3 separate regions of the Mus musculus genome follow, and all the other regions are linked to region 2. Evidence: chromatin loops called from intact Hi-C (ENCODE). Cell type or tissue: left cerebral cortex. All regions are shown on one strand.

Region 1 (8,000 bases), 510 kb before region 2:
ATTTTTTAAAAAGTAGAAAGGAGAGAAAAGTAATGCAGATCAAGGTTTTATAATATTTGCTTCCATAAATAATATACATACTTTAACTTACTTTAAATTAAGCTTATAGTCTAAATCAAGAAATAAATTTATACAAAACTCTAGTGATAGTGAACAATAAAAATTGTATGTGTATATTGATACTGACTTTGAGGGCCAGGCCAGCAAGATGGTTCAGCCATTAAAGGTACCTACCACTAAGCCTGATAACCTTAGTTCAACTTCTGGACTAACTAGGTGGAGATGGCCAAATACCAAAAGTTATCCTCTGACCTCCACACTTGTGCAGGGCATGTGTGTGCAGTCAAGTAGGAGTTTCATCCCATGGAGTAAGCCTTTTGACCAATCTTTTTTTAAAAAGTACTTGGTTGCCCCTATACCATTTGTGCCATTATTGTACAGTATATCTTGCAAGCAAGCTACTGTTACAGGTGACCAGGATTTGTAGCTAGAAAATACTGATGATTACCCTTCTCTGGTAGCTTGCAGATTACATCCCAATACCATGAATTTTAGTCAGCAGGAGTGAAGCTTCTAGTTAACACCAGCTTTACTTTTCTGTGCTTGATAGCATATGTAAGTATTGCCATCAGCAATCGGGCTATTAGGCTGTGCAGAATAACCTTGACAATATCCTGGGATATTTGGGGATTTCCACGGGGCCAAAGACTCAACAAAATGTAACTCAGTGCTAGCACTGGCAGTTTATTTAACTTGGTAACATAAGGTGTCTAGTCAGGGCATTGGTGTCATATATGTATATATTTTAGAATATGTCTACAGTAGTATGTTGTCATGTAGTTTTTAAATGTCCTTTAGCGTTAGTTAGTTGTGCCTCCCTGTACTCCCTCCTTTACCATCCCTCTTTCTATTTAATTTTCCTATTTCTAGTTTCTCCTTTGTCTCTGCATACCAATATATCTTATTTCTCCTTCCTTTGGAAAACCTTTCCTTCCTGCTAGTCCTTTACTCAATACCTTTGTAGATTTCCAGATTGCAGCACACATATTGAAGGTTTAAAAGCTAACATCCACATATAAGAGAAAACATACAATATTTGTCTCTTTGGATCGGAGTTACCTCACTCGGGGATTTTTTTTTCTAGCTCCATCCACTTATCTGATAATTTCCTGACTTAATTTTAACAGCTAAATAGTATTGCATTGTGTAAATGTAGCACATTTCCATTACTCACTGTCAGTTGATGAGCGTGTTGACGGTTTTCCTTTTCTGGCTAGTCTGACTAGAGCAACAGTGAACGTGGATGAGCAGGTCTCTGCAGTGGGATGTAAAAGATGCCATGCCTAGTGGAGCTGGATATTGAGGTAGAAGGATCCCAGCTTCCTGAGAAACTGCCACACTGATTTCCATGGTGGCTTTACTAGCTTGTACTCCCACCAGCAATGGATGGATGTTCCCTTTCCCTACATCCCTGCCAGCATATGTTGTCTTGAGTTTCATTGATCACGGCCATTCTGACTGTGGTAAGATGAAGTCTTTAAGCAGGCTTAATTTGCATTACTCTGATGGCTGAAAATGTTGAACATATCTTTAGATGACCTCAGCAACTTGTGTTTCCTCTTTTGAGAATTCTCTGCTTAGTTCTGTACCACATTTTTTATTTGGGTTGTTTTCTTGTTCTGTAATTTTGGTTATTTTAGATATTAATCCTCTATCAGATGTATAATTGTTAATGATCTTTTCCCACTTTGTAGGATGCTGCTTTCCCCAAATGACAATGCCCTTTGCCATACACAAGCTTTTTAGCATCATGTGGTCCCTTTTATTTCTGATCTCAGTGCTTGTGCTATCAGTGTCTTAAGTTCTTTCCTGTGACAATTGGTTCAAGTATATGCCCCAGTTTTATTTTATCAGATTCAGGATATCTGGTCTTATGATGAGGCCCTTGATCTTTAAATCAGAATTTGTACAGGATGATAAATATGGATCGGATTTATTCTTCCACATGCAACCATCCAGTTTACCCAACACCAATTGTTGAAAATGTCTTTTTTTCCAGTGTGTATTTTTTGCCTTTTTGTCAAAATCAGATCAAAATCAAAAGTGAGTCTGGATCTTCGAGTCCATTGATCAACATGTCTGTTTTTATGACAATACCATGCTGTTTATTAGTATAGTTCTGTAGAATGAATTGGAATCTGAGACAGTGTATACCTCCAGAATTTTTTTTTATTATTCAGATTTGTTTTAGCTATCCTGAGTTTTTAATCTTTCTACATGAAGTTTAAACAAATTTCTGTGAAGAATTTTGTTGGAATTTTGATGGGGATTGAATCTGTAGAATGCTTTTGATAAAATGACCATTTTTCAATAATAATTCTACCAATCCATGAGCATGGGAGATTTTTCCATCTTCTGGTCTCTTCAGTTTATTTTGTCAATGGCTTAAAGTTTTTATTACTCAAGTCTAACTTGCTTAATTAGAGTTATCAAAAAAAAATTTAGGCTATTGTAAACGATAGTTGATTTCTCTCTCAAGTGTTCACTTTATATAGAAAGGCTACTGATTTTGTGTGTGTCAGTTTTGTATCCTGATACTTTGCTGGAAGTGTTTATGAAATGTAGAAGTTTCCTAGTGGAGTTTGAGGATCTTTTTTATATATGTCATCTGCAAATAAAGATATTTTGCTTTCTTCCTTTCCTATTTGCATTCCCTTTATTTAGCTGTCTACTGTTCTAAGTACTATATTGAATAGAGTGAATATCCTTGTCTTGCTCTTGGTTATAATGGAATTTATTTGAGTTTATTTAGGTTGATGTTGGCTGTAGTGTTGCCTTTATTACATATGTCTCTTGTATTCCTAGTCTCTCCAGGACTTTTATCATGAAGGAATGTTGCATTTCTTTTCAGCATCTAATGAAATAATCATGTGGCTCTTATCTTCCAATCTGTCTGGTGGGTTTTGTGTACTGATTTACATATGTTGAATCATCCCTGTATCTCTGGAATGAAGCCAACTTGATCATTGTGGAAACTATTTTTGGTGTGTTCTTGGATTTAAATTGCAAGTATTTGATTTGGAATCTTTACATCAACATGCATAAGGGATATTGATCTATATAACGTTTTGACTCTTTGTATGGTTTAGGTATTGGGGTAACAGTGGCCTTATAAAAAGAATTGTACTATGTTCTCCCAGTGTCTGTTTTGCAGAATGAGGAATATTAGTGTTAACTCTTCTTTGAAGTCTCACAGAATTCTAGGCTGAATCAATCTGGCCCTGGACTTCGCTCTCCACTTCTGCCACCAGATAAAAGTCTTTAATTTCTCAAGAGAACATGGAGTTATGGGTCTCTGTAAATTGCTTACTTGGTATTGATTCTTTTAAGTTTCTTGATTTGGTGCAGTATAGATCTGTAAAGTTTATCCTTATGATTCTCTGAACTTCTTCAGTGTCTGTTCTAATGTCCACCTTTTTCATTCTTAATTTTATTAATTTGGATATTCTCCCTCGGTCTTTTAGTTACTTTGGCTAAGGCTTTTTCCATTTGTTGTTTTTTTTTTTTCTCAAATAACCAACTCTTTGTTTCATTAATTTGTATTTTTGTTTGTTTTATTACATTGATTTCATTCCTGAATTTGGTTATTTCTTACCATCTACTCTTTTACAATATTATTTCTTCTTGTTGCTCTAGGGTTTTCAGTGTGTCACTGAATTACTAAGATTAGAGCTCTCCAGGTTTTCTTTTTTTAATGTAAGCACTTAGTACATTTCTTTTTTGTTTAGTTTTGGGTTTTTGGGGGGTTTTTTTGGTTTTTTTTTTTTTTTGTTGTTGTTTTGTTTTGTTTTGTTTTGTTCTGTATAGCCCTGGTTGTCCTGGAACTCACTCTATAGACCAGACTGGCTTCAAACTCAGAAATCCCCCTGCCTCTGCCTCCCAAGTGCTGGGATTAAAGGCATGCGCCACCACTGCCTGGCCTACTTAGTACATTTCTTTTGTTGATATCCAGCTTTAATCCATGGTGGTCAAGTAGAAGGCTGGATGTTACTTCAGTTTTCTTATATCTGTTGAGACTTGCTTTGTATCTAAGTATATGATCAATTTTGGAGAAAGTTCTATAAGCTATTGAGAAGAAGGTATATTCTTTTGTGTTTGAGTGAAATATTCAGTAAATGTCTACAAATATCCCTTTGATTTATGACATTGTTTAGCTCCAGTATTTCTGTTTAGTTTGTGTGTGGATGACCTTTGTTGGCAAGAGTTGGGTATTGAAGTCGCCCACTATCACTCTATAAAGATCAATATGTATAATTTTTAGTGTTTCTTTTATGAAGTTGGGTCCTATGGTTGGCACATGAATGTTTAGAATTTCAATATCCTCTTGATTTTTTTCCTTTAATGAGTGTGTAGTTTCTTTTCTCTTCTGATTAGTTTTAGTTTGAAGTCTAGTTTGTTGGATATTAAAATGCTGTGCCTGCTTGCTTCTTGTGTTGGGATCTACTCATCTAGTCTTCAAACATTTGTTTGAAGAATTTCTTGGTACCAATATTTGGTCTTCTCTTTATTGGGTGAATGTTATGTTCTTTGGCTACTGTCGCCTTCTCTGGATCCTGGGCAAGTGTGATGACTGTGGGGTCCCTGGGTAGAAACTGTTCCTGGGTCATCCTCTGACAGAAAGGAATAGAGATGGGACAGGAGGAAAGGCTGAGAGGGTTCCAGAGAAAGAACTAAGCTAAGCCCCAAATACAACTTTAATAAGCAAAATAATGCTCTTTTGAATCAGACCAGTTTGACAGCCATCCTCTGACTTTCCGATTATTAAGCCAACACAAGTAGAATCCCCCTACCTCGTTACTTTAACAAACATACATAGTCCAATGAGCACTACTGAATAAGGTGTCCCTGTGTAATTGAGACACAGTGGGGTAATACAAGTGGTTAGGAAATGAAAACATGAATGGAGTTTTTTTCTCTTACAGAGATGAATTTATACTATATATGTGGGGTTAAAACACATAGTTTTATTTTTTATTCAAAATTGCAATTAACATTAAAAGTAGTTGCTTAAATTAGTTCTACAGATATGCATAACTGGCCTTCAGTAGGGTATTAGAGATCTGAACTTGTCTTTTAATTGACTTTGTTTTCCTTTTGAAACTAGGTTGTTCAGAGAATATTCTACACAGTCAACAGATCTTGGAGTGGAAAAATTACTTCAACAGAGATAAGAAAAAGCAACTTTTTGCAAGTATGCCTCTCATATAAAGATGTATAAGGGCCAATTTAATAATTTTACTTACTTTTCTTTTCTTACTCTATTGCAAAGTTCTAAGTATTACTTCTTCCAGGCTATAAGCACTTATCAGTTACTCATGTGGGGAAAAGGCTGTTAAAATAAAAATAATATGGGCTATCTGCCTGAAGGTATCCACTGTGAAACAAAAACAGAAATGCACATCTACAGCTGAATTGATAGATGCACATAAAAGTTGCAGAAGAAGCTCAGAAGGATCGACATATGATTTTCATCTTGGAGAATATCAGGAGTTTAGCAAGATAAACTCTCAATAGGAAGAGGGCTTCCAGGAAGCAGCAGCAGCACAAGCCAGAGCCAGAAGCAGAAATGTCCCTCCTGTTCAAGAATTTCCAACTAGTGGAAGTGGCCAGGGCTCCAGTGATAGTAACTAGGTTGGAAAAGTGGGCTTGCCAAAGAAATGGAAGTATATAGACTTGATTCAGTAATGACTCTGCTTTGCTAGAAATAATACATTTTATTCAGTTATCTTTTTTTTAATTAGGTGTTTTCCTCGTTTACATTTTCAATGCTATCCCAAAGGTTCCCCATACCCACCCCCCCAATCCCCTACCCACCCACTCCCCCTTTTTGGCCCTGGCGTTCCCTTATTCAGTTATCTTATCAAACAAAAAACTATTGACCACTAGTGGGAGCCTTTTACCAAAGTAATATATAAAGAAAATAGAATGATTCACACTTGAAAAAAAAAAGTATTTTAAATGGATCATGCTAAACAAACCTTTAATAATAACCGTACCTTATTGCTCTGTATCCTCCCTATTTTATCTTCACGTTACTTAGACAAGGTATTGAAGACTTGGAAAATTAGCAAACCATAACGTAGAAATAAATATTTTGTTACTCTATAACAAAAATTCTCAATCTGTGAGTCACAACTCCTTTGAAGATTAAACAACCCTGCATATCAGATATTTATGTTACAATTCATAACAGTAACAAAATTTAGTTATGAAGTAGCAATGAAAGTAATATTTGAGGATCACCACAATATGAGGAACTGTATTAAGGGATTGCAGCATTAGGAAGACTAGGAAGTACTGCTCTAAAATGAACAGTCTGTTTGTAGTCATTGAACATCTGATGTCTGCCTGGGCTCTCAGTTGGTATTTAAAAATGGGTTAAGAAAACAGTAATTTCCTTAATAACAAAAATTATAATTTCTCACATTGTAAGGCATGTGTGTATATGTACTATACGTGTGGCTGTTGCCAAGGAGGTCAGAAGAGGGTGTTGGAGCAGATGGAACTGGGTTCTGAATGACTGGGAGCCATTGTGTGGGTACTGGGAACTGAACCCAGATCCCTGCAGGAGCAACAAATGCTTCTAACCCTTGTGCCGTCACTGGAGGCTCTAATCTTTTATTATTTTAATAAAATCTTCTGAGACTCAGGTATTGTTGAGTAACTTGCACAGAAACACACAGAAACAGGCTGCAGAACTGAGAGTAGAAGTCAAATGTTCTCTTTCTACGGGGTGATTTATTTTCTTCTCCTCTTTTTCTTTTTCTTTCTTTCTTTTTCTTACCCATCTCCTTAGTCTTCTTCTGAGTCTATGAACAAATGCTCAAAATATTCTAGTTCTATTAATATATTTAGAGTAAAAAATAATCAAAAATCACTGTTTATGCCATGTGGCAGTAACACACACCTTTAATCTCAGCAATAGGGAGGCAGAGGAAGGCAAATAGATCTCTGTGAATTCGAGGCCAGTGTGGTCTACAGAGTGATTTCCAAGACAGCCATGACTACACAGAGAAACCCTGTCCTGGGGGTTAACCATCACTGCTTATCCACCCAGCATTTCATGCACTTCCCATAGAGAACTTATCTATCTGTATTCTTATTTTAAATTTTATTCATTTATCTATGTATGTAAGAGTTTTGTTTGCAAGTATATATGTATACTACATGTATGCTTGGTGCACTCAGAAGCCATAAGACAGTGTCAGGTCCCCTGGGACTAAAATTACAGAGAGTTGTGAGCTATCATGTGAGTGCTAGAAATTGAACCTGGGTCCTCTGAAAAAGTAGCCATTGCACTTAACCACTGAACCATCTCTCCAACCCCAGTGGCCTTATTTTATATACATAGTATATTGTTTTGTTTTATGAGAATGCTATATAGAAGGATATTTTCATTCATTTATTCATTTGGAGTTGGGGTAGCATACAAATGCTATTGTCAGAAAAACAAGTTGCCAGAGTTGAGTTGGGTCTTAGGTATCAAATTGAGGGAATCGGGCTTGGCAGAATTGGAACCTTTACCCTCTTAAGCCATCCTACTGGCTCTATGGGGCCTTTTTTTAAGTATGTGGGAGATACATACTACTTTATAAATTTGGTGGGTTTTCTTTCCTCTTGAAAATGTCTCAGGATTCCTTCTATTTCTGTCCATCTATTCTGCATGATTGATTGCATGGCTATGCTGTAATTGATTATATATTCCTCAACTGAGGCTTAGGACATTTTTATATTTTTGTTCTATTACAATGATTTAGGGACCATCCTTGAACCATACTCTTCTGAGTATATGAATAACAATTTCTCTAGGATAGACTACTAAAAAGAAAATCCTGGATTAAATGATACTTTAATAGATGGTGTTAAATTAACTCTTAAAATCCAATTCATCCTTTCTCTTACATATTCACTAACTTGGGAGCAGAGGAAGCCCTAAGTGA
Region 2 (8,000 bases):
ACTTAAAAACCGGGGGGGGGGGGGGACACACAACCCCTAGGGAAGAACTTAGGGGTGGTACAGCCCAGCTCAAGTTGGATCCTGTATTGTAACTACCAAATGAGAGAAAACTCAACTCCTTCTCTAGAGACAAAACCCTACCTACTACATTAAGAATCATTCCATTCTGCAGCTTATACAAGAGCATTTTGTGTATGTTTCACAATGAAACCCTATGCCCCACCCAAAGGATTGGGAGGTGGGCAGGGGGTGCAAGACTCAGCAGATGGCAACTGTTGACAATCTTGAAAATCTTAAATTTAATCCCAAATCACACATGTTAGAATCAAATCCTTTAAGTTATCTACTGACCTTCATATGAGCAGCATGTTCACAAGTTATTAAAAAAAATTGTAATAAAAATAAAATTTAAAGATGGCAGAGTGGCATGGCTATAATCCCAACATTTGATTGACAGAGGAAGGAGAATCAGGAGTTCAAGGCCAGCCTGGGATACATAGCACCCTGTCTTACTCAAAAATGAAAATAGGGCCAGAGAATGTAGCTATTACAACATATGCCAGACCCTGGGTTCATACCTAGTAGTGCAAAAGACTGATTAAAACTGAGAGGAAGAGGAAGGGAGAACAGAAAGGGTGGGGAAGGTCACTGTCTTCGCTGTGTCTTTTCCTTATGTTCAGATTCTAACAGGGTAAATGTGAAGAGGCTTCTCTCGCCATCAGAAGTAAATAAATGATGATCACACTACCTTTTCCTTGAGAGTGGGAGAGATTATGTAAATATTCCAGGATAACTTTCCTATGATTAGACCAGAGAGGGAAAAGGGTATTTTTGTATGTGTAATTAATGTCCCTATAGATAACTGAAATTACATAAAAGATTATCTGGGTGGGCCTGACATAATCAGGTTAACTTCTGAAAGAGATCTTAAAATCTACAGGAATTAGAGACAGAAGTCAGAGACACTGATTCCTATAGTAGCCATTTTGTAAACTGCTGCCTATTAAGACCATATGTCAAAAATAAATAAATATAATAATAATTACAGATTTTGGCCAAAAGCTAACAAAGACACATAAGTCTCCCATAGCACTGAGATTATTAAGATATATCTATCCATCTATAATCAAGCAAGGAAAACAGATTATAACTAGAAATTTTTAAGTTTTAGCTAAAAAAGGTTTTCAATGTGTAAAAGAACCATTGGCTTACCTCAACTTTAGAAATGAGGAAGGTAAGATTTAAATAGTTAAAAAGTAAAACCAAGACCTCAAACCTAGGAGATGTCTCAAAGTTCAGTTCAAGGTTCTCACTCGTCCCTGCAACACAGCTTGAGTTTTTAAAAGAACCTTTCAAAGCCAAGAGTGGCAGTAATCCCAGCATTTGAAAGTATGAAACAGAAGAATCGCTATAAATTCAAGGCCATCTTGAACTACATACCAAGATCCTTTCTGAAGAAAAAAACAAAACAAAACACAAAAGAGCCATTCAGTAATTGGCTGGCCTGGCACCCACCTATAATCTCAGATCTCCATAAGCTGAAGAAAAGAACTGCCACCTTAGACTGTGTACATAGTGATTTCAAGGCCAGCCTGGGCTACACAACGAGATCATGTTGGTTGTGGAGGGGACAAGCACACAGTGATTGTATTAATCTCTTCAGAAACGACAATACTAGACCTCTATTTGTTTTGTTTTAAAGGCAGTATCTCATAAAACGTCCATGCTAATTTCAACGTATGATTCCCCTTGCCTCTGCCTTCTCAGTAAACAGAATTACAAGCATAGAACAATATGCAGAACTCCAAAGCACAGTTATAAAATGCAAAGAAAAAAAAAAAAAAAACACCTGTGGGGTTTCTCTTAGAAGTTTATTCGGGTAAAAAAAAAAAGTGTTACATTCCCCATAATTAAAAACAATGAAATATCATTCCTTGTTCTTTCAGTATTTCTAATTGTTAGCCTCGATTTATATACATTATAAGACCATCACCCATCATACAAGAACTCCCACTGTTCTGTACATTTCCATAAGAGCTTCACCATCAGAATTTGCTATCTATATATGAAAAAAAAAAAAAACCCACTGGGAAACCTAAAGGTAAAGTTACAAATTCCATTAAGTTACACATCGTACAACTTTATGCGGATTTTGGTACTTTCACAAACACTACTTTTGCTAGATGTAAAATATAGCTGTCTCTAAGCACAACCAGAAGAGAATAAACATGCCCCTCATGTTAACACCAACTTCAACAGCAAATAACTCGCTACCACAAACTGCACTATTTGGGGTCTATAGGGCTCCAAAACCACCCCAGAGCTTAACACTCCCAGGACACGACTGTCTGCAATGTGGAAAGAATCAGTAACAATCCTAACGTAGACAGAAGCGGGTGACGTGACAATCCGAAAACCAGAAAATGTTGTGGTCCCTACTACACACAAACAGCACTCGGTTCGGACCCCTCCAAGTCCAGCTCCCAGCACTCGGGTTTCCCAGCTCTTCATCCCGCCCCCCACCTTCAGGGAAGAGGAAAAACAACTTTTATTGGCCTCATCTCCCGGGGGATTGGGAAACTAGCGGGGCAGTGCTCCGGCCTGGACACGTTTCACCCGGAGCTCGGACGGCGGATAGCGGGAAAGCCAGGACTGCGACGTCCCGTCGGCCCAGGTCCTCAGCCCTACCCCACCCCAGCAAAGCAGGGGCCTGGGACAGCAGTCTGGGCTGAGCGACCCCCAGGACCCTCGACAGAAGCGAGCTCCTTGTCATGTGACGCCGCCGCCGCCAAAGCACCGCAGAAACGCAGGGCGGCGGAAGGCGTTCGCGCCAGCCCGCCTAGGCTGGCCCGGGCGCGGGCGAGTCCCGAGAGCCCGGGCGGGGGGGCGGAGGGCGGGCTTGGCGGCGGGCCCGAGCGCGCCACAAAGGCTTCCGCGCTACCGCCGCGGAGCCCGGGCGGGCGGGGGCACCGTTTTCGCGGCCCGCGGGGAGGGGTGGAGGGAAGCGGAGCGCCCGCCGCGCCCACAGCGGGTCCCGGACGCTCGGCCGCCCGCCTGCAGCCGCCGCGCCGCGCCGCGCACAGGCCCGCGCGGCCTCCCTCCCCCGCGCGGGGCCCGCGCCGGCCCGCCCGCCCGCCCGCCGCTCGCCGCTCGCGCTCCCAAGCTCTCGCCCGGCCTCCATCTTGGATCGGCGCTTCCAGCCCCCGCGCCGCTGCCGCCGCCGCCGCCGCATTTCCCCCTTTCCCGCCCCCCGCCGCCGCCGCCGCCGCCCGCGCTCACCTCAGCTGCCCATCCGGGCGCTGTCGGCCGTCGACCTAGTTTCCCCCCAAAAGTCTCCGGTGTGTTATTCCCGAGGTGGGGGGGTGGTTACGGGGTGGTCGCCGGGGGTTCGGGAGCGGGGGCCGCGCCTTCAACGGAGCTGCAATCCTAACCCGCCATCTGGTGGCATTTTCCACACGCCAATGGCGCCGCTGCAGACTCGGGTCCCGACCGCCCTCTGCTGGCCGCGCTGCTCACTGCTCCGCTGACAGGACGGGCCTGCCCGGAAAGGGGAGGGAGCTGAGGCGCGAGCAGGGGCCCTCGGACGGGGCCGCGCGCCATCGCTCGCCTCCGGGGGGCGCGCACGCGCAGCAGCGGCGCGGGAAACGTGGCCTTTTGCGTGGCTGCACCGCCCCCCTCTGCGAGGCTCCTGCTCCGCTCGGCCAATGGCGAGCCGCGGAGACGTCTGGACGAGGGCGCTGTGGACAGCTCCTGGGCCGCCCCAGGCGAGCGGAAGGACGGACTCCGCGGCGCCTGCGCGACCCGCTCGCTGGGTTGCCGCCCGCCATTTTTAGAGCTTCTCCAAGAGCCTGGAAGAAGTCCGCCCCCGGCTCTTCCGCCGAGGCCCCTCCCCGGCGGGGGCCGCGCTCCGCTCCCGCCCTGAGGCTGCCAGCCGCCCACACCCGCCCGTTATCGGGGTGAGCCGTGCCAACGCGCCCCCGAGCCCTGCTCCCTCCCCGGTTAGCGGGAGTCTCCAAGCTAGAATTGAACGCGCGGTTTATTATTATTGATGAGGCGCTTTTTCAGAACGAGGTTGAAAAGGTTTCGAGCACTGGGACGAACCCCCTGCCTGCCGCGGAGCTAAAAGGAAACAGTGACCGCTCCAGGCCGATTGGCGTCGTCCTGCCTCTGTAAAGCAGGTTCTCGCCGAGGTGCAAGCTTTGCATAAGGCGGCAGCATTGGCTAGTTAGTGAGAAAGGAGAAGCTACACGGTGAAGATAGACTCTGCGAGCAATCAGATTCTCCCACAGCCTAGGACTGCTTTCTGTGGTTCTCAAATGGACGTGCGAATAATGGAGCCTAGCCGAAAGGGAAATAGCCAGGCGTAGATCTTGACCCCTTCCTTCCCTGCTGCTCTCTACCTAAGCTGTCCTTGACCAAGGCTCTCCTAACCTTCCGCCTGCTTATTAACTCCGCACTACAAAAGTGAATTCTTGGTCTTGTAGGTCATCAGCCTCATTGCTGACTCAATTTTTTTTTATTGGCAGAGGCAGCTGCATTTTCAATATCTCCTTAGAAACGTTAAACTTGTTTATAGTCTTGAGGGCTGGCTAGCTAGCTAGTACCTCAATTGTCTCTGGAATGTATCCCAAAGGTTGCAAAGTGCGTTCCACATCACTGGAGGAACTTTGGTATGAATTCGTGACAGTCCTTTCAGCAAAGTATCTCGTTTACTAGCCTCTGATTGACTTCCTATTGTGTTCTCTGCAGAGCCTGTTTTTAGCTTGCCTTGTTAAAAGACGGTGCGGGCTCCAAGCCATAGTCATATGTAATTTAATCTATCGAATGTGTGGGACTCTGATAAAGAGCTGATATTCTATCAACATGTTTGTAGTCGTGATCTCAAAAAAATCTCACCTAGTTTAACCATCCCCCATTCCCTTCTCTCCCCAGTCCAGCCCTGCCTGAATGCCATTGCCTTTTTTTTTTCTAGAATAGCTTCAGTATTTTATCTTCTAGGTGCTTTCTGTTTTGTTTTGTTTTTTGTTTTGTTTTTTTTTTTTAGTTTCCATTTATCTTTAAAAACAATCAAGGCTGTTAACTCCCTCAACTTGCTGTACTATCACAATGTTCCTTACCCAGGCACATGTCTGAAGAGAATCACTGTGGGTGCTCTAGCCACAGCCTTGGGAGGCTAAGGCAGAAGGATTTGGAGAGAGACAATGAGACTTATCCAAGGAGAATGAGGGGACCAGGGGCAGTCATGTCCTTCACCAGGCCCCACCCACCCTTGAAAACATTTTAAGCTGCCTTTGAATCTGTACCTACATTGTTCCCTAGTCTTCTGATTGAGTTGCTAGCTCTGGGTTTTGTTTTGTTTTGATTTTTGTGTTTTAGATCCTACAGTCCAACCCTGAGTTCTCTGCTCCTTTTCTGCGTTGTTGCTCTTTAAAAGTCCCCAAATTACTTGTCGGTTCCCAGTTGTTCCTGAAGGAAGATACCGTACTTCCAGCTACTTTTCAGGTAGCTCCATCCAGCTCAACACTTAAAAATAATTCCTCTCTTACCCTAATATCTTAATAACTCTGTAATTTTAGCAGGTTTGGGGACTGCACTGTGACCTGTGAACCTAGACGGTTCTGAACAGGAATGTAACTTCAGGCAAATCCCAGCGCCTGCTTCCTCGGCTGTAAGATGTAAACAGCAGCAGTTCTCTCATAGGGTGGCTGTATGTATATATTGAGCTGCACATACATCGATGCTATCTGTATTATTGCATTGTTGCTTTTATCTTACAATGTCTTCAGATTTTTTTTACCCTCGCTCTGGAGATTGAAACCAGGACCTCACAAAGCATGGATTCAGCAATTGAATTACACCCCAGCCCAGCATTTATTTTTGTTGTTGGGGATTATGCATTTTCCATGTTAAGGATCAATCCTGAGACTTCTGCTGGATCATCATTTGTGTATGTGTGTGTGTGTGTGTGTGTGTGTGTGTATACAACTTGAGTTCACAACAGTCTAAATTTTATTTTGTTGCCACACATAATTGAACTGGTATGTATACATAATTATTTTAATTCCCAAAAGAAACTCTGAGCCTGATCCTATTGTCATTCAAATCTCTGCTTTTGTTCTCCAAAGGCTACTGTTGCCCTGGCTCTTTCCTCCCCACCTCTTCCCATTGTCTTACACCAGAATAATTGTAATAGGCTTTTCTTTCTTCCCTCTCTCTTTCTCTCTCTCCCTCTTCTCCCTTTTCCTCTATGCCCTCTCCTTTTTGAGATAGGGTTTCCGTCTGTAGCCCATGCTCGTTTCAAACTTTAAAAATCCCCTGCCCTAGCCTCATGAGAGCAGAGATTACAGGTGTATAATGCCACATTTTGTGACCATCTCGTAGACAGTCCTGACCCTTCTCTTTTTTTACCTAAAGAAAAACTTTGTTGTTCCCATGGCTCATATACATCTATAAACACATAATGGCATTCACAGAGTAATGGCTGACCTTGGTTGTCAGCCTGACTGCATCTGGAATCAACTAAAATCCCCTGTAGCCAGGCATTTCTTCACTTCATGGCTCAGGTGGGAAACCCATCCTAAATTGGGGCCATGCCTTCTAGTAGAAGCCTTTGCTTTGTGACTGCTTGCCCTCACTCTCTATGGCAAGATCATCCTGTTGCTAAGGCATTCCTTCGCAGTTATTAGAATGTCCTTCTTTGGGATTCCAACATAGACTGGATGCCAGTGGCTCTCCAGAAACCCTCTGGGACTCCACCACCAGATTGGGACAGCTGAGACACCCTGTCTCCTGGACTGAACAACTTGGATTCTTGCCCTTTCGCTCAGGAGACAGCCACTGTTCAGCTGCCCAGCTTCAACCTATAAGCCAATCAACGTGTGTGTGTGTGCGCGCACGAGCATTTAAAATCCCACCAGTGAATGTAGTTATCAGTTAAGATAAAGATATTGTAGCCATAATTTCAGTTACCATTATTTAGGTGTAACAAATAAGTTTATGCTCATTTCTGTACTCCTTGATCCTCTTAATCAATATAAGTTCTAGACTTCTGGGATGATGAGACAGCTCAGTAGTCAGCATCATGACCTAAATTCACTCTGTGAGACCCAGAAGTTAGGACTGTTTTTTCCAGACAGGGTTTCTCTGTGTAGTCCTGGCTGTCCAGGAACTCACTCTGTAGACCAGGCTGGCCTCCAACTCAGAAATTCGCCTGCCTCTGCCTCCCAAATGCTGGGATTAAAGGCATGCGCCACCACGCCCATCGAGAACTGACTTTTTTATGTCCTTTGACCTCCACATACATGTTATGGTGTAAAAGGAAGCATGGACATGATAAATATTTTTTAAAATCTATCTATTTTAAAAGTAATAACCCAAAAAGGCTAAAAATGTGGCTCAGTAGTAGAGCACTTGCTTAGCATACATAAGGACTGGGATTCCTAAACAACATACACACATGCGAGCGATCGCACTCTCACGCACACGCACTCGCGGTAAGCCAGTGAGCAGCACTCTTCCCTGGCCTCTATATGCTTCAGCTGCTGCCTCTGGGTCCTACCTCGAGCTCCTGCCCTAACTTCCTGGATGAAGGACTACAAACTGTAAAATGTAACAAACCCTTTTTCCTCCCAAGTTGTCTGTAGTCAGTTCTTTAGTCACAAAACTAGAAATCTTAAGACACAAGTTATGCCTTATTTTTTTTCTAATTGTCTCTTTCAAAAATTGTTAAAAAAAAAAAAAATAACCTGATCAGGTCTAACTACCCATGTGAGAAAAGCATATTCATTAATCCTCTGACTAGCGCTGGAAGGACTAGAGGTTCCATAACATGTTCGACTCTGTTGCAGGCTTACATGTTTCTGAGAAACATCAGCTCTTTCAAGATTCTTAAGATTCTAAATCTCTTGATATAGATTTTGAAAAGCTTTTCATTAGCAACTTCAAAACATAGAAATGATGGAAATATCAAAAATACTTTGCTTTTCAGAGACATGAGACCT
Region 3 (8,000 bases), 390 kb before region 2:
CCTGCCTAAACCCAAGCAGAAACACTTTGGCTCCCAACTACATGCTAAACTCCCCCAACTACATGCTAAACTTTCCTTAACACTGCAAGGGGTTGGGGGGGGGATATTCACTCCTCCTCCCCTTTTTGATTTTTCAAGATGGGGGTGGGGGTGTCGTGGGGTGGGGGGTGGTGTTTCTTTGTGTAGCCCTAGCTGTCCTGGAACTCACTCTATAGACTAGGCTGGGCTCGAACTCAGATTCACCTGCCTCTGTCCCCCAAGTACCGGGATTAAAGGCGTGCAACAAACACAACTGTCTGGTTTCATTTTTCTCTCTTAACCTGAAATTCAAGCTTGCAGTGTAACCTGAGGGCTCTCCTATCTCCCTGCCTCTGTGTTTTCTGTCTTGGTTGCTTCTTGCCTAAGTCTCTTGGCACCAGCCTCTCTGAGGAGAAAGACTGCATCTTTCTTTGTTCGTTCTTGCCATGGCGTTCAGCCTTACTCAAAGTAGTCACTGGCCAAATAGGAATGGCCAGGAAATGTCGATATGTCATCCTTTATCATTCAAGACAGAACTAAATATGCAGGTTCGGATGCAGGGTAAATTGGAATTCTCTTTGGGCATTCTTAGTCTTATTAATAAAATAATTTAAGAGTGGACTCAAATGGAAGCTCCAGGACAATTTTATTAGAGTTTAAAAGACCCCACCCCCACTCATACAGGTCAGCTGTGAGTCTCAGCTGCTTCCTAAAGGAGGGGAATGAGAGGGAGAGAAGGGGGGGGACGTATTGTTTGAGCTGGTAGGGAGGTTAGAAGCACAGTGGACAAGCAGTCATATGGTAGAGAACTTCAGAGAAAGGGTAAGGAGGTCCAAACTGTTCGGGAAGCCCAAAGAGTAAGGGAAGACATACTTAGCGGAGGGACAGACAGAAGACAGGGAAAGTGACACTTTTCTGAATCACTTAGAAAAGTGGACAGACTTGCGAAGCTGCAAGGCTTCAGCCTGGTAAGCCACCGTTTTAGGGGTGGAGATCCTGGGAAGGAAAAAGTACCACATGCCATTGAAAGACTAATTACCCCTCTGAGCTTTCTTAACGGAACCCACCTTCCTAAGGGTGGCCCCTCGGACAGGAAACTGACTTGCTCAACTGGAACGTCAGGGCTCCACCCTGGCCAGCGACTATTCTCTTGCCTAGAAGGAGCTTTCTCTTAAAGAGCCTTTACTGAGGCTTTACTGTTGGTTCCTGGCCACTCGTTCATTGTGTCTGAGAGTAAACAAATGTGCTGTGTTACTCTCCTTCCACTCTGAGGAGTTTTCAGTAAAAGACCAGAGTCTCTATTTCAGCCAGGTGTGGTGGTACATGACTTTAAGCCTATCATACTACACGGGGAGGTCATGTCTTTTAAAAAAAAAAAAAGAAGGAGAAGGAGGCAGAGGAGAAGGAGGAGGCGGAGGAGAAGGAGGAGGAGGAGGAGGAGAAGAAGGAGGAGGAGGAGAAGAAGGAGGAGGAGGAGGAGGAGGAGGAGGAGGAGGAGGAGGAGACTGTCTACTTTAGGAAACTACTAGTAATCTATTAGACAACAATTTAACCAGCACTTCACGGTTGCATGCATCTTTAAGCATTACACATTGTCTCCCATTTAAGCCATGTAAGTCTATGACACAAAGCTACTCCCACTTAGTAGAAGTGGGAACCGAGGCTGTTGTCCAAGATCACACAGAGGTAACTGGTAGAGATGACCTTATCCAGACTGTTCTAACATCAGATGCCTGGGCTCTTGTCCTGGGAGAGACATAAGAACTCAAGGGTTTCTCAGGCTTCCCCACCCCCAGTTCCCCACCATCATGAAGGGTGCCAAGGCTCTATAAATAAATAAATCTTAAAAAAAAAAAAAAAGCAGGGCCAAGAGCTCTCTCATCTGGTGTCCCGTAGATGTAGGAGTTCCTTGCCCAGTCAGGAGTCTTCAGACCTTGGACAGCTTCTGTCTATGTTGAGGGAAACAGTTCTAAGAAACACAACTTGCGGCAAGTAGGTGGCTCAAAGATGATTATTCAGCCATGTTTAATCCCAGTACTTGAAAGGCTGAGGCAGGTGGATCTCTGAATTTCGGGCCAATCTTGTCTACATCATGAGTTCCAGGCCAGTTTAAGAGAGAGAGAGCCTCAAAACGTAAATGAAATAAATAAATAAAATGACATTAACGTTAAAGTCTCAGGCCAGAATTTGAACTCTGTGGGAGTCCTGCAGAGAGGTGGAGTGAGGTGGATTTAGGAAGGGTTAATAATCAACTCTGGCAGGCTTTTTTTATTTTTTTATTTTTTATTTTTTGGCTAAGAATGAGAAATATGCACCTTGTACTTTGCCTTAAAGACCTGCCACTTCGCTGGGTAAACAGATGAGAAAGCATTCATAGTAGAGTTTTCGAAAGCACTGGAGCAGCACTTCTCAGATGTTAGCATCTGAACTGACTAAAGGGTCCTTGCTAAGAGGTCAGCAGCCTCCCCCCCCCCCCCCCGCCCCCGCCCCCCGCCCCCGCCGCCGCCTTGCATCCCCTCTGATTAGTAGGTCTGAGCCCGAGCAGTCTGCTCCTAGTTTACTTTTCCTATTTCCTCCCAGCTAATGCCAAAGCCGCTGTGTTGACAAGATTCTCTTCTTGACCAAACTTCGGTCAGGCTCTACTGAGCATCTCTTGAATAGAACTGACCTTGGCTCCCAGGTCCTCTCTTCTAGAGGGTAGCTTTGCCAAGAATCCTGCTAAGTCAGTTATGCCAGAATCTTCCACCCTTGATGAGGGATCGCCCTCCATATTTGATAAGGTTCTTCTTCCACTGTCCCCCAAATGATGTCTGAGCACCCTGGCTTGCCTTCAACCAAGCAAACGTTGTTTGTCAGATTGCTCCTTGCCCTGTGTTCCCTATTAATTTTCTATCCATTGAGCTCCCTCCCCGATACATCTTGTCTTTGGTGTATTCGGGGTTGAGGCCAACCTCTCTCCCCTACTGTAAAACCCTATGGAGCCTAGACCTAGCACAATGGTCTCTAAAAGTTTACTTCACCATTCTGTGTCTCGTCACAAACTTAAAAAACATCAAATAATTTGTGTGTATCAGAGTTTGGGCGTGCACATGTGGAAGTCACAGGACAACATGGGGTGTCAATGGTCCCCTTATTTGTGTGAGAATTGGGTCTCATTTGCTTCTGTACATGCTAGGGTGGCTGTTCCGTGAGCTTCCTGGGATTCTTTTATTTCTGTCAGCTATCTCACCTAGGCAACCTCTCTGTACAGACACTCATTACTCTGGCTGAGTACTGAGTTTGGGGACCCCAATTTTGGTCCTCATACTCAGGCTGGCAAAGGCTTTAACTTAGCACTGAGCCAAGTAGCTTCCCAGCTCCTCTCCCCTTTAAGAGACCCTCTCTGGAGCTCAATACGTAGCTCACAAAACATTTCAGTCTTGACGCCATACAAACCTACTTCTGTTCCTGTGTATCCCATCTCTGAAATCTGGATATAAATTATTTCAAGGCTAAGTTTTAAGAGCAAAACCTGGCACAGCATTTGGTAAAAGTTGGTCAGAGCTCATTATCTATTCATTTTTGGGGGGAAGAGGGTCGACGAAGCCTGGAGTTTAGATGGCTAACGCAGAACGAGGAATGAAGTCCTTGTTCTGTGTGGCTACACGGGCACAGAGCTGAGAGGCAGGTATTTCCTAGAACAGGACCGCCTTGAGCCTGAATGCAAGCCTGTGACTGCTACCAGCTTTAGGGCCAGCGACGACGCGCAGGCGCAGACTCGCAATGTCTACGCTCTCTGCGCATGCGTCCTGAGGTGCAGTGTGTGTCACGCTGGCAGTCAAAAAAAAAAAAAAAAAAAAATGGCGGCGGCGATTAGGATTCGGGCGGTGGCGGCTGGAGCGAGGCTCAGCGTTCTGAATTGCGGCCTCGGCATCACGACCCGCGGCCTTTGCAGCCAGCCGGTTTCAGTTAAAGAGCGCATCGACAACAAGCGCCATGCAGCGTTGCTGGGAGGAGGCCAGCGCCGCATCGACGCGCAGCACAAGCGAGTGAGTCACGGGCGCCAGTGCGTCCCGCCCCCTCCGCTCCCGCCCTATCACAGCGCGCCGGGCTCGCGGCGCACGAGCCTCCCAGCCAATAGGCGCTGCGCCTGGGAGGGGCGCGGCGAGAACGTCCACCTGGAGAACCTAGAGCCCCCTCGGGTGTCAGTAGACATCTGCACCACTTAGGGAGGTCCCCAGGCGGTGGTGGTGGGCATTGGTCGTCGGATGGATGGATGGATGTGACCGGTCTCCAGCTGCGCTCCACTTAGCAGCTTTGAACTTTTGGGAAAGGTGGTCTTTAGAAAGCACCGTAAACAGAATAATGTCTTCCAGGTCTTGTTTGAATAAGATTGCCACGTTAATCGGCCACAGGCTCTGAATTTAAAAGACGGGATTGTTCTCCCGCTGCCTGAAAGTGTTTATGACAGTTTTTTTTTTTTTTTTTTTTTTCCCTTCCCTCTTCTCGGGGAAGGAAGCAGTAAAACCCAGGCACGAAGTATTAGAAAAAACTTGGTTATGTTCACATTAACCTGGTGTGTTGTCTCCCTGCGTGCTGGGGATTTGTGACGCCTGTGACCGAGGAAGTCTGGTTGGCCTCTTGAGAGGTTCATGTATCGATCTGCTGCATAGGAAGCAGGTGGACTTTCTATAAACTCTCAGGCTACTCTGCTGAGAGCAGCTGAGGCGGGAATCACATTTGAGCTTCTTCTGGGGAGGTCATTTAGCAGCAGAAAAACAAAAAACAACAGAAGCTGGAAGAGGTGACCCTAGACTTGAAGCCAGACTTGCCCAGTGTGTCCTTGACAACTGAGTGAGTCCAGGCAGAAGAGCTGGATAAGTTAACATGAAGGTTCCCTAAGGGAAGGGCTCCTGTGAAGGGCATGCAAGTCTTACCCAAGTGTGTGAAAATCTGGGTCAAATGTTGATTCAGATGTCCTGAGTTAGGTTTGAAAAAAGAAAAATGCTCAAGGAAAACTATTTATTCCTCTTGACACTTAGGGATGTAAATGTGGTTGTAAGGTTTATGGTGAGCCATAAGCCCTCTCTCCCTTGGGGTCCCTCTGAAGGGCTATTAAGTTCCCTGGGAAAGCCTGTCACTGCTCTGGTAACCTTTCTCTTGGGACACCCTTGCTCAGTTGCCTATTGCACCCCAGGCAAGATCCTGATGCTCTTACATTAAGGCCTTCAGAGCAGGTTTTCTGCTGTCAGAGTTTATTTAGTTGGGAGGCTAATTTGTGTTCCCTTTAAGCAAGTTTTTCATTATGTCCGTGAATCAGATGTCCTAAAAGAGGACCAGAAAGTATGAATATCTTAAAATTTATCGATCTGTCTATTATCTATATATCTATCTATCTGTCTATCTCCGTAGTTGTTAGATTATTTCCCCCCAAAGTACATTTGTTTTCCACAGCCTCTTTCCACAGCCTCTTTGGCTTTTACTTTTTGTTTGTTTGTTTGTTTGTTTTTCGAGACAGGGTTTCTCTGTGTAGCCCTGGCTGACCTGGAACTCACTTTGTAGACCAGGCTGGCCTCGAACTCAGAAATCCGCCTGCCTCTGCCTCCCGAGTGCTGGGATTAAAGGCGTGCGCCACCACTGCCCGGCTTTACTGTTTTATTAGAATATCTAATTTAAAGTTTTAAAATTTTTCTTCTTGTTTGTTTAATGTGTATATGTGCTGTTTTCTTAACACAGTAGGACAAGGAATTTATAGATTTGAGGTTTTGGGAGCCTAAGAGGTGGAGGCTTTTGGTAGATTGAGGATTCAAATTCATCTGAAAGGACATTTTGAACTAGGATCTCATGCAGCCCAGGTTGGCTTTGACTTTTCTTTGCAGTCAAGGATGATGCTGAACTTCTGACCCCTCTACTTCTAACTCGCCCCACCCCCAACCCCACCTCCCAGCTCTGATAATAGAGGCATTCATTAATTTTTTTTTTTTTTTTTTTTTTTTTGGTTTTTTTGAGACAGGGTTTCTCTTTATAGCCCTGGCTGTCCTGGAACTCACTTTGTAGACCAGGCTGGCCTTGAACTCAGAAATCCGCCTGCCTCTGCCTCCCGAGTGCTGGGATTAAATGCATGCGCCACCATAATTTGTGGTACTGGGAATTGCTTCTGTACACAATAGGCAAGCCCTCTACCAATTGAACTGTATCTCCAGCCATTTTCTTTTCTTTGTCTTGAAAACAACCCCCAACCCAAGAAGCTCTCCAGCACTCCGCACCTTCTCCTTTACTCCACAGAGCCCTGCTATGGGGATCTTGGCTTCGACAGTTTTGGTGTCTTTAAGCAGAGACTCCTATTTAGGATAGAAGAAGGGCAAGCCCTCGTGAAGGCGGAGGACCCATTAGTGCCCTGGCATGGAGGTGGAGAGCTGGAGGGGAAGGGTTGTGCCTGGCTGAAGTGTGCTTCTCTGAAAAGAGCCCGTAAATCTCTGACCCTCCCTAAGCTTGCCTCAGTTTCCTCCGTGGGTTTCCTTGCACAGGCAGGTAGCTCCGGAGCACCCCATCTACCCTGCTGTCTTGGCTGAAACAAAGTCTATTACTAGTGCCTGTCTACTTTGGGCAAGAACTGATAGAATGGAGCCTTTTACATTGGGGCAAAGGCGAAAAGCCTGTGCCCCTGGCTTTCCTGCCAGCAGGTCTTACTTACTTGTTAACTCATCTGTGGCGACATCACCAACAGATCCTTGTGTTGTAGGGGAAGCTAACAGCCAGGGAGCGGATCAGTCTTCTGCTGGATCCTGGCAGCTTCATGGAGAGCGACATGTTTGTGGAACACAGATGTGCCGACTTCGGAATGGCTGCTGATAAGAATAAGGTATCTTCCATCTGGTGGCGTGAACACTTCCCGTGGCTTGTTGGCTTTCCTGTGGCTTGCTGGCCATCCCGCCAGAGCAAAGAGTCCATATAGCTTTCATCTCAGACCCACTGTGCCTTCGGCTCCTCTCCTAGCTTCATCTTTGTCTGTAGATGACTGTGGGTAGCTGTTTATTCTCTGCAGTGTAACTCCAGTTCAGTTTCTAAAGGCTCAGGTTGCAGGTTCTGTTCCTCATCATACAGAATGACAAGTTTGGAAGAAGGATCATCGGACTGTCACTCAGATGGGTTCTGAGAACCAGGCCCTCACCTAAATGCAGGCCAATTGTTGCTCTTGATACTTCTTAAGTTTGAGCCTATATTTAGGTGTTTTTATTGTTGTGTTTTGTTTTGTTTTTCCAATTTGTCTATGCCACACAGGCTGCCTTAGATCCTTATATAGCCCAGGGTAGCCTTGAACTCATGTACCTCTTGGCCTTAGCCTCCTGAGAGGAATCACAGACATGCACCACATACATCTGAGTCTTTGAGGTCAGTGAAACCAGATTGTTGCTTTTCATAGGTGTGTGGAATCTTTGGATTATCTTTGATCCAATTTTCTGTATATCTGCTGCCTATGACCAAAGATATAAACCCAGCAGGCTCTATCTGAGTCATTACGGGCACCCTGATGCTGGGCTTTCCGTGACAAAGAGTGGGTTTGGGTAGCAATGAGTGACTTTGAAAGAGCTGCTATGCAAGTGCGCTCTCTCTCTCTCTCTCTCTCTCTTTCTCTCTCTCTGGATGTTACTGTGTAGCCAAGGCTGACTTCAAACTTGTACTGAGTCTCTCTCCTTAGTTTTTGCTGGGATCCCAGGCATGTGTCACCATGTCAGGCTCTGTATGTTTCCTTATGTGTCCATCTCAAGAGTAAGTGGCCGGGTAGCCCTCTTATAGTTATTTTTTTATTTCAATTTATTTACTTATTTATTTCGGTGTACTGAGGACTAAACCAAACTTTGGTTTTTGGTTTGAACCTTCTTCTGGCCAAACCTTAGCATTGGCATTTTGATTCTTCACTAAGGCATGACGTCAGCTTGACTATAAGAAGTACTTGGGTTGTAGCAGCCTCTCAGGTTTTCCTCTTTCCTCTTTTTTTTAAA

What was found. Peaks named below come from ENCODE experiments on the same cell type or tissue, not always from the same donor. Only the 100,000 strongest peaks of a DNase experiment are listed, where the experiment ranks them.
Region 1: it touches region 2 in a loop (13-fold over the local background); 16 of 42 quality-filtered maps call a loop at or near these places.
Region 3: a loop joins it to region 2, with 6 times the contacts of the local background. A loop is called at or near these places in 2 of 42 quality-filtered maps.

The regions. Positions count from the first base shown.
Region 1 is chr9:101,151,039-101,159,038 of GRCm38, reverse strand. It overlaps Ppp2r3a (protein phosphatase 2, regulatory subunit B'', alpha), which reads left to right. Exons shown (of 14, transcript NM_001161362.3): 7 at 5,165-5,251. Among named protein-coding and RNA genes, the nearest start is that of Gm24338, 68 kb to the left of the region's middle. In left cerebral cortex, a CTCF peak has its summit at 5,957; no DNase peak of the experiment used is centred here.
Region 2 is chr9:100,639,076-100,647,075 of GRCm38, reverse strand. It overlaps Stag1 (stromal antigen 1), which reads right to left and starts at 3,628. Exons shown (of 34, transcript NM_009282.4): 1 at 3,280-3,628. In left cerebral cortex, CTCF peaks have their summits at 3,505 (motif pointing left) and 4,178; DNase peaks (open chromatin) are centred at 2,830, 3,626, 3,685, 4,728 and 1 more place; H3K4me3 peaks cover 3,003 bases; H3K27ac peaks cover 2,785 bases.
Region 3 is chr9:101,030,715-101,038,714 of GRCm38, reverse strand. Pccb (propionyl Coenzyme A carboxylase, beta polypeptide) reads left to right here and starts at 3,831. Exons shown (of 15, transcript NM_025835.3): 1 at 3,831-4,046; 2 at 6,740-6,859. The coding sequence starts at 3,858. In left cerebral cortex, a CTCF peak has its summit at 4,259; DNase peaks (open chromatin) are centred at 3,788, 4,095, 4,671, 4,826 and 1 more place; H3K4me3 peaks cover 1,549 bases; H3K27ac peaks cover 1,536 bases.